Linked DNA regions of Homo sapiens: region 1 is linked to region 2. A link is a contact called in ENCODE Hi-C or POLR2A ChIA-PET data. All regions are on one chromosome and are shown on one strand. Each heading gives the region's core, a stretch centred on a gene start or an enhancer-like site at or near the end of the contact. The rest is flanking DNA. Distances are from core to core; before and after follow the strand shown. Region 1 has its middle 26 kb from the start of LINC00398. Region 2 has its middle 17 kb from the start of LINC00545.

Evidence for each region. Hi-C counts contacts between places; a loop is a spot of excess contacts on that map. ChIA-PET counts read pairs that join two places held with the same protein, here RNA polymerase II (POLR2A). Pooled maps may share reads with other maps.
Region 1: a map of mammary epithelial cell shows a loop between it and region 2 (7-fold over the local background). The contact joins two enhancer-like sites. A Hi-C loop is called at or near these places in 6 of 168 maps with a recorded cell type or tissue (GM12878, HepG2, endothelial cell of umbilical vein and 3 more), 1 of 37 single-sample maps with no recorded cell type and 6 of 50 pooled maps. POLR2A ChIA-PET finds 5 or more read pairs at or near these places in 4 of 52 experiments (AG04449, BJ, HepG2 and 1 more).

The regions. Positions count from the first base shown.
Region 1 is chr13:30,827,494-30,831,308 of GRCh38, reverse strand. No RefSeq gene overlaps it. Among named protein-coding and RNA genes, the nearest start is that of LINC00398, 26 kb to the right of the region's middle. RefSeq lists an enhancer at 3,381-3,815. Within about 2 kb of position 1,993, at least 4 of the 41 ENCODE cell types and tissues checked have a DNase peak (open chromatin) inside an H3K27ac peak, as active enhancers do; they include mammary epithelial cell, where a contact is called at or near this core.
Region 2 is chr13:30,864,176-30,867,754 of GRCh38, reverse strand. No RefSeq gene overlaps it. Among named protein-coding and RNA genes, the nearest start is that of LINC00545, 17 kb to the left of the region's middle. RefSeq lists an enhancer at 3,429-3,579. Within about 2 kb of position 1,919, at least 29 of the 41 ENCODE cell types and tissues checked have a DNase peak (open chromatin) inside an H3K27ac peak, as active enhancers do; they include mammary epithelial cell, where a contact is called at or near this core.

The DNA.
Region 1 (3,815 bases), core at 744-3,243, 37 kb after region 2:
CAAATGATGGGATTCAGGCTTCAATGGGTGAGGAGACCCCTCCCAGCCTCTCTCAGTCATTGATACAGGCAGATTCTTACTCAAAATAGTAACTGTAGCTTATATCTCAATTCTCTGTCAGCAATAGGAGACCATGATATTAAGAAAAATAGAACTGCCACAGCTTCCAAACCTGATGTCACTCAATGTCCTTAAGGCCTCAGGATGCCCAGCAGGGAACAAAGTTACTACTTGCTCATCTTTGTATTTCCAGGACCTAGCACTGTGCTGACTGGAAAATATATTTGCTAAGTAGATGAATGAAGGATGAATTGTTGCCCATCTCCTTTATTCAACCATTTGTGTGACCTTGGACTGCACCTCAATTCTAGGATTAGAGCATGTGCTCTCTTTCCCCACCCCAGTCCACTCAGCACCTGCTCTCTCCCCTGGGAAGCTCACCTGTCTGGACCACATCAGGGACTCCCTTCCCCTCTGGTCTCTGGTTGGGTGTGGCCAATGAGGGAAGGAAATGGAGTGAGGGTAGACTCCTTCTCCTCAGGGTCACTCCTGGAGCGGCTGCTTCAGACTTTGTCCTGAGTCACTCCTGAGTCACCTGAGAGGTCACTGCTCTTCTCAAGATGGTCTCCTCTGTGTGACTCTGTCCTCCTGCCCCATCCAGGACCTAGGGATGGTGAGAACTTAGCTGTCACTGACCCAGAGCACTGCACTACCCATTGTGGCCTTCCTGCATCCTGCCCACACCTTTGTAAATAAGACCTCCACAAAGTACCCTAATCTGAGCGTGCCATTTGTTTGCTGTTGGGGCCATAACTGATTGCGGGAGGGACTAAAACAAAATTCTCTGATGTAACTTCCCGCTATAAAAAACTCAAATCAATTCCTAGTACCTTTCCATGAAGTTACTTTATTAGGAAGCAAGTTATCTCTGCATAGGATTGGATCCTAAGCATAGCTGAGCTTTTGATGAGAGGCTGAGAAGGAATGGCACTGAGCCTGATAGGCTACTGCTGTGCCACAGGAGACCACTGATGGCTCAATACCCAGGACTGGGACAGTGGCTGGGAAAGGACATGGCTGTGCAAATGTCTTCTCGGGCTATTGGGCTGTGGGCCAAAACTCATTGGGTACGTGGTGGCCGTAGAAATACATCATTTGGCTCCCTCTTCAAGAGAGCCTGCTGCAGGGAATGTGGATGACTGGCAGCCTCCAGCTGCTGCACCTTCAGACCCCCCATAGGCTTCATGCCAAGCCACACTTCCCCTGGGCTGCTCCCAGCACAAGATGAGCACAGCCGGAGTCCCGGAGCCAGGCCATTGCTGCCCAGCACGAGGATCTTCCAATAAATGCATTTTTCTTGGGTCACCCAACTGTCCTGGCCAAGACTTTCTCAGAACATGTTGCAGCCCGAGGCTCCTCTGGTCTAATCTTTCCTTCCTGCTCTCCCTTCTCAGGTGTCAGAGCTGCCTCTCAGTCTGAAGTCTCTCCCAACCTGATCCTGCTCTCCCTTTTAATCATTCACAGGCATTTGCTCTAGTAAATCTCTTGTTTTTCTCATGTCACTTGGCATTGACTGCTCAGAGAACTCACAGTGGGTACCAGGAGTGGTGTGAGGAAAGTGGTGATAAGATGATATTGGAGACTGGCTCACTTGCTGCCCAGCTGGCAAGTCAGACTCCTTCTGGGATGGAAAGTGGGGACTGGATAATCCCAGACTCAGAGTGACAGCCCAAGTGCTGAAGATTTCATAGTCTGCAACCTGTGAAAATGTCTAGGCCAAGGGGGACAACCTTGCCAGTGCTGGACATTGGCATGTACAAGGGAATAATGCCTGCAAGGACAGGGGAGTTGACTAATGGTTACTAATTTGTTCTGACACCCTACAGACAGGTGATGAGGTATGGAAGACAGCCAATGACTAAGACTAAGCCCCTTTCATGCTCCACACACATTTCTCCTGTGTGTCTCATCCTGCCCTGGTATCTGCCTCCCGGGAGACCTGAACTGACTGGGGTGAAAGCAGACCTTCCTTTAAAAGGAACTGTCTTGCCCACAGTGAGTCATGCCAGGAAGCAGCCAGCTCTGGGACAAGGAAAGGGGCCCATGGTGAAGGGAGAACCCTCCTAGAAGCCAGAGGTCCACTGTGACCCTGATTCCGAAGCACAGAAATCTGGGGAACATTTACAATGGCCATGTGGAGGCAGGTTTAGAAGAAAGCAGGAGGCGGCCGGGTGGGGTGGCTCACGCTGTAATCCCAGCACTTTAGGATGCCGAGGTGGGTGGATCATGAGGTCAGGAGTTTGAGACCAGCCTGGCCAACATGGTGAAACCCCGTCTCTACTAAAAATACAAAAATTAGCCAGGCATGGTGGCAGGCACCTGTAATCCCAGCTACTTGGCAAGCTGAGGCAGGAGAATCACTTGAACCCAGGAGGCGGAGGTTGCAGTGAGCCGAGATCGTACCACTGCACTCCAGCCTGGGCAACAGAGTGAGACTCCGTCTCAAAAAAAAAAAAAAAAAGTCCTTTATCACAAAGTTTGAGTCAAGTCTGCTTGCAAGGATCTCATTCTGGAGTCACACTTCCTTTCACTGTTCCCTGAACCATCCCTAGAGCCTTGTTTAAAATCTCAGCCTGGTCCCTGCTCTGTTGAAGGGCAATGAGGCCCTGTTCTGCACCTGAGGAGAGTAGTGTCCTCCCAACTGTGTGGCCAAGGAAAAGGACAGCTGCCATACAACAGGGGTCCCATGGGAACCTCCACTGGGGTGGAGTGGGGGGCAGGATGAGAAGATGGTCCAGCAGCCTTGGGGCGTCTCCCCAGCACATGGAGGAAGCACCAGGAAGCTCTCAGGAAGAGCAGAGGGAAAAGTCAGAGAGGTGCTAGTGTGCAGCTGGAGAGCTGTAGAAGCGTCAGTATCCTAACTGGGTTAAATGGGAACCAGGTGGTCAAGGGGCCTATATGTCCTCCAGCTGGATAATCATAAGCTGACTACGTTAATTTAGCCAGCTAACACTTCCCAGATTTTTCTCTTTCTTGGTCTCCTGTAGTTAGAGCAACTCCCTGACTTTCCTAAGCCTTCCAAATCCAGAACTCCCACCCTTCCAGACCCTGGACCTCTTGGCCTTTTTTTTAACCTGTGTCTTCTGCAACCTTTGATGACAGTAGCGTCCCCAGGGACATTTATTAAAGTGAAAACTCCTGGGGAAATCTCAGAGGTTCCGACCTAGTAGGGCTGAGGTCGGCCTAACAGTGTGAGTTGTAAGAGATACGCCATGTGTTTGCAGGAGACCCAGAGACCGGCCGAAGCCAAAGCCAGTGGTTCTCAGATGCCATCAGCATCAGAGTTGCCTAAAGCACAGAGGGCTGCTCCCTGTCTCCACAGTTTTTTCAAGACCTCTAGATGGGCCCAAGAATCTGCATTTCCAACAAGTTCTCAGGTGGCGACCATGCTGCTGGTTCAGGGACCTCACTTGGAGAATCTTTGCTTTAAGAGATATGCGCTCCTCCCCCTTCAATTCATCACCCACCAGGGAAGAGTAGTCTCATCATGTCTGCTTCTCTAGACCTCTCCAACAAGACAAGAGGCTCCCACAGACTCTTCTCAGCTGTCAGGGACCTGGACCTTTGCAGACCCATCCTTGCTGGGTGGACTGGGGTCACGTCACAGCTTTTTGTCAGAACCATCAAGACAAAGTGTCAAGTAACTGAGTCCCAGTGTATGTGTGACCCACAATTTACTTATAGGAGGGGGCTTAAAAGTGATACCCTGGTTAGAATGAGGGTCCTGAAGGCCTGTCTTGAAGTGTTGACTTCTC
Region 2 (3,579 bases), core at 670-3,169:
TGCAAGCTCTCTCTGGAAATCCTTTGAAATGGCTTAGAGACCTGATGTAGCTAGAATGAGTTTGGAGGAATCCAACATGAAGGTAGCCCAATACTAGGTTGCAAACAGGCTAGATGCTTTTGGGTTTGTAGACATGTTTGATTTGGAACTCCCAGTGTTTTACATGAAAATCCCAAATTCTGGCTTCTTTTGAAAAACCAGTTGATATGACAACCCAAGCCTTTCTGCCCCAGTTGGCCACAGTCCATGCTGGAGCAGGGTCAGCCTGCCTCCTTGGACAGGGCCGGCACACTCCACTTGGCCTCAGCCCCTCCAGCCAGCTTACCTACTGATGTTACCTTCCTGGGCTCTTTAGGCATATGAATTAGTGACCTCAGATGACACTGGTAGGGTCAACCTTTCAAACGTGCACCTTTCCACTTAGCCAAAATCTGAGCTATGCCAGACATTTTGTTAGATAGCATCAGAGCACGGACTAGAAGCTGAATTGCTCTTGCAGTGAAAGGACTGATTCCCACACTCCTATTTTATCCCTACATGAAAACATGGCAAAATCAACTTTCCTTCTTGCTTACCTTCTAGGAAAATCAGAAGTATTCACCAGGTGTTGAAATAGAAACTTATTTCTTATAATTGCCAACTTTGCTGCACTGAGTCACATGTTGATTTCTACCTAATGAAAAATCCAGAGCAGGCTGGAGTCTGACAGATAGAGCCCGATTCGCTATTTACTCTGGTGCTAATCACAATCATGTTTACAGGAAAATGCCCTCATCTGCTTCCAGCAGCTCCAGCCACTCAGCCATGTGAGCGCTGTCTTCAAAGTCAATTGCCTGTCATTTTGCTGATTTATGTTGAGCAACTGCAAGGACCCCTCGAGGTATTTGTAGCTAGCTTGATGATTCCCAGCTTATAAAGTGGCAGTGGGCAGAGCATTTCAGTTCAAATTCCCATCAAGACAGAATTTAAATCCCCAGCCCTGCTGCTCATATTTGCAATGTGAGCACTTTAGATAAGCAGAAACCATCAAACCCTAAATGCTGGGGGAAATACAACCTGGATTTCTTCAAATGGAGCCTAAGCCCAAATCTTCTTTCAGACCTTGGATAGGAAAGTGATTCTAACAGTTTTTAAAAGAGTGATCACATATGCTTTTTCCCAAGAAGTATTAACGACTGAGGCAAGACGGGCACTATCAGATTAGATTGGAGAAGCCGGGAAACGAATTTCCCTCACCGCCTGCCTGGATTCTTAACGTTTCAACCAGCAGAATCTAATTTCTTTGGAATTACTTGCCCTCTAACAGAAGTTTTCTTTTTAAAATGAAAATATTGCCGAAAAGGGAGACCTATTAAATTACTAACCCATTAGCTTCTGGTTTAGCTTCAATCTTAGAGAAGCCCAATTCCTTCTAAACCTGTCTCGCCCTACACTGAAAGTGCTGGAGGTGCAGATCTCAGTGCACTGGCCTTGGCTGCTGAGATTCAGGGAGGTTAGATGGCGGGTAGAGTCACCCATGCGCTGTGGGATGGGGGTCCCTTCCATGCACTCTCCTGGCAAGTCCTGAACCACCAAAGGTGTAAGTGGATGTATTTTTCAGGTTCTCCCTTACAGCACTTTGAAGTCAAACACAAGATTTAAGGATTGCTCACAGCCTGCATTTTCTGTATTTCTGCATTTCTTGTTCACTCAACGTCTCAGGTATTTAATTACATACTCACTGTTAGGGCTCAGGGAAGCTGTTTAGAGGTTCAGCTCAGCCCCTTCGGGTCACAAAACTGAAATACAGTGACTTCCCCAAAGTCAGCAAAGCTCAAGGATCCTTAAGAACCCAGACATGTGAGATACTGAGTAATCCAAACTGAGGCCAACTCCAAAAAAGGGCTCCATTGACTCATCTTTCGGTCATCTCGCTCCAGCTCTCACTTAGAGAAAGTGCGTATTTCTTCCATTTAGAAAAGACTGCTCACGCTTTCCATGTCATTACATTTCTTTATTCCTCTCTTTATATTCCAGCTGCCTTTCTTCGTGTTTTTTGTCACTTGCCCTATTTAGCCATCTCCAAACTAGCTACCTGCCTCCGTGCCATGGAGCATGCTTTTCTGCAGCTCGGCCTCACGATTCTAGGCCAGCTTTTGCACCCCCTACCCCCTCCATGCTTATAAAACTGGGTTCCCTGCTCCCTTTCTGTGTGCTGTTATGCTTCAGAAGCGCCACTGGGTGGCAGTGTCTCAGAGCAGTCCTGGGCCCTGCAACGTGGCTTTGGGCTGGGCTGCTGGTTGCTTGTCTGTTACAGCACAAACAGGCCTGTGTGGACAGGCAGAGCAACGAGACAGCCACAGTGGTGCTCTGGAAAGGATGAGTATTAGATATTAAGGAAACGAGGGACAGAGGTCTGCGTACTGTGTCCTTTCGGAGCTTGCACTAGCCACAAGGCTGACATCTGCCGTCATTCTAACAAAGGAATCTCAAATCCTGAGGCTGTTTGGGAGGTGTCCTTGAAAAGAATGACTATAACCCTTTGCCCTCCCTGTTTTGATTTTCAGCCTACCATTGGGCCCTGATTCATCCATAAAAACAACAACCAAAAAATAAAAAAAAAAGGCAATCCCCGTGAGCATTGTGTGTTTGCTGGACAGGATAGTAATGGCTTAATCCTTCTAATGGCTTTGGTCACTGCAGGATATTAGCTATTAGAAGGGTCTGTTTAAAAGGGGGTGGTGGGGGAAGGTAGGGCCATCTGCTGATTATAGCATGCATGAGGAATGAAGGGAACATTTAAAGAGACACCGTCCATTGATTTAGACACAAATAATTAGTTTGTAGTTGAAAAGGCATATTTAGGGCTTGAATTTTAGTATCTGAATCATTTGCTTAAAGTGCAAATGTGATGTCTCAGACTGGAGATGATCCCAGGAACTATTTGATTCCACCTTTCATGCTTTTTGTAAAGAACTTCTCCGGAGACTAAAAGGAATGTGGCCTGAAATGCATCAACATTGACGTCATGGCTTGGAGTCTGTGGAAGTCAAACCAAATGTTTTTATTATAAACAGGTCAGCCCAGGACCAAACTGTGAAGTACATGTTTGATTTCCATGTGTCCCACCCCCAGCCCCAGCCTTGGCCTCTGCACAGAAAATAGTTCCCAACATCCCACCAGGTGGCCCAGCCCCCTCCTCACTGACTCCCCACTTCACCTTCCCTTCCAGGCCTGACAGCAAACTAAAGCAAAAGAAATCTTCCCAAGGATCGTGGCATATTAGGAAATGAATGCACGCTCTCCATTCAGGAAAGCTGGGGGCAGGCCAACCTCACCTCCCAAACGGGAAAAGCCTAGACTAGAGGTGAGCAGAGACCTGGCTTCCCCTCTAGGCCAGGCCCTGGGTCCATAGGCAACAACTGTTCTGGGAAGTGGGAATTTTATACAGCAATTCAATGAGAAGGAAGATGTGGAGGGATGTATTTGGTATCAAATGCATCCTGTCATCCCACAAAATCAAAACTTTGGTCCCTGAACCAAGAGAACATAAAGCCTTAGGGAAAGACATTTCCTGAATATTGAGAAGTGAATACTGAA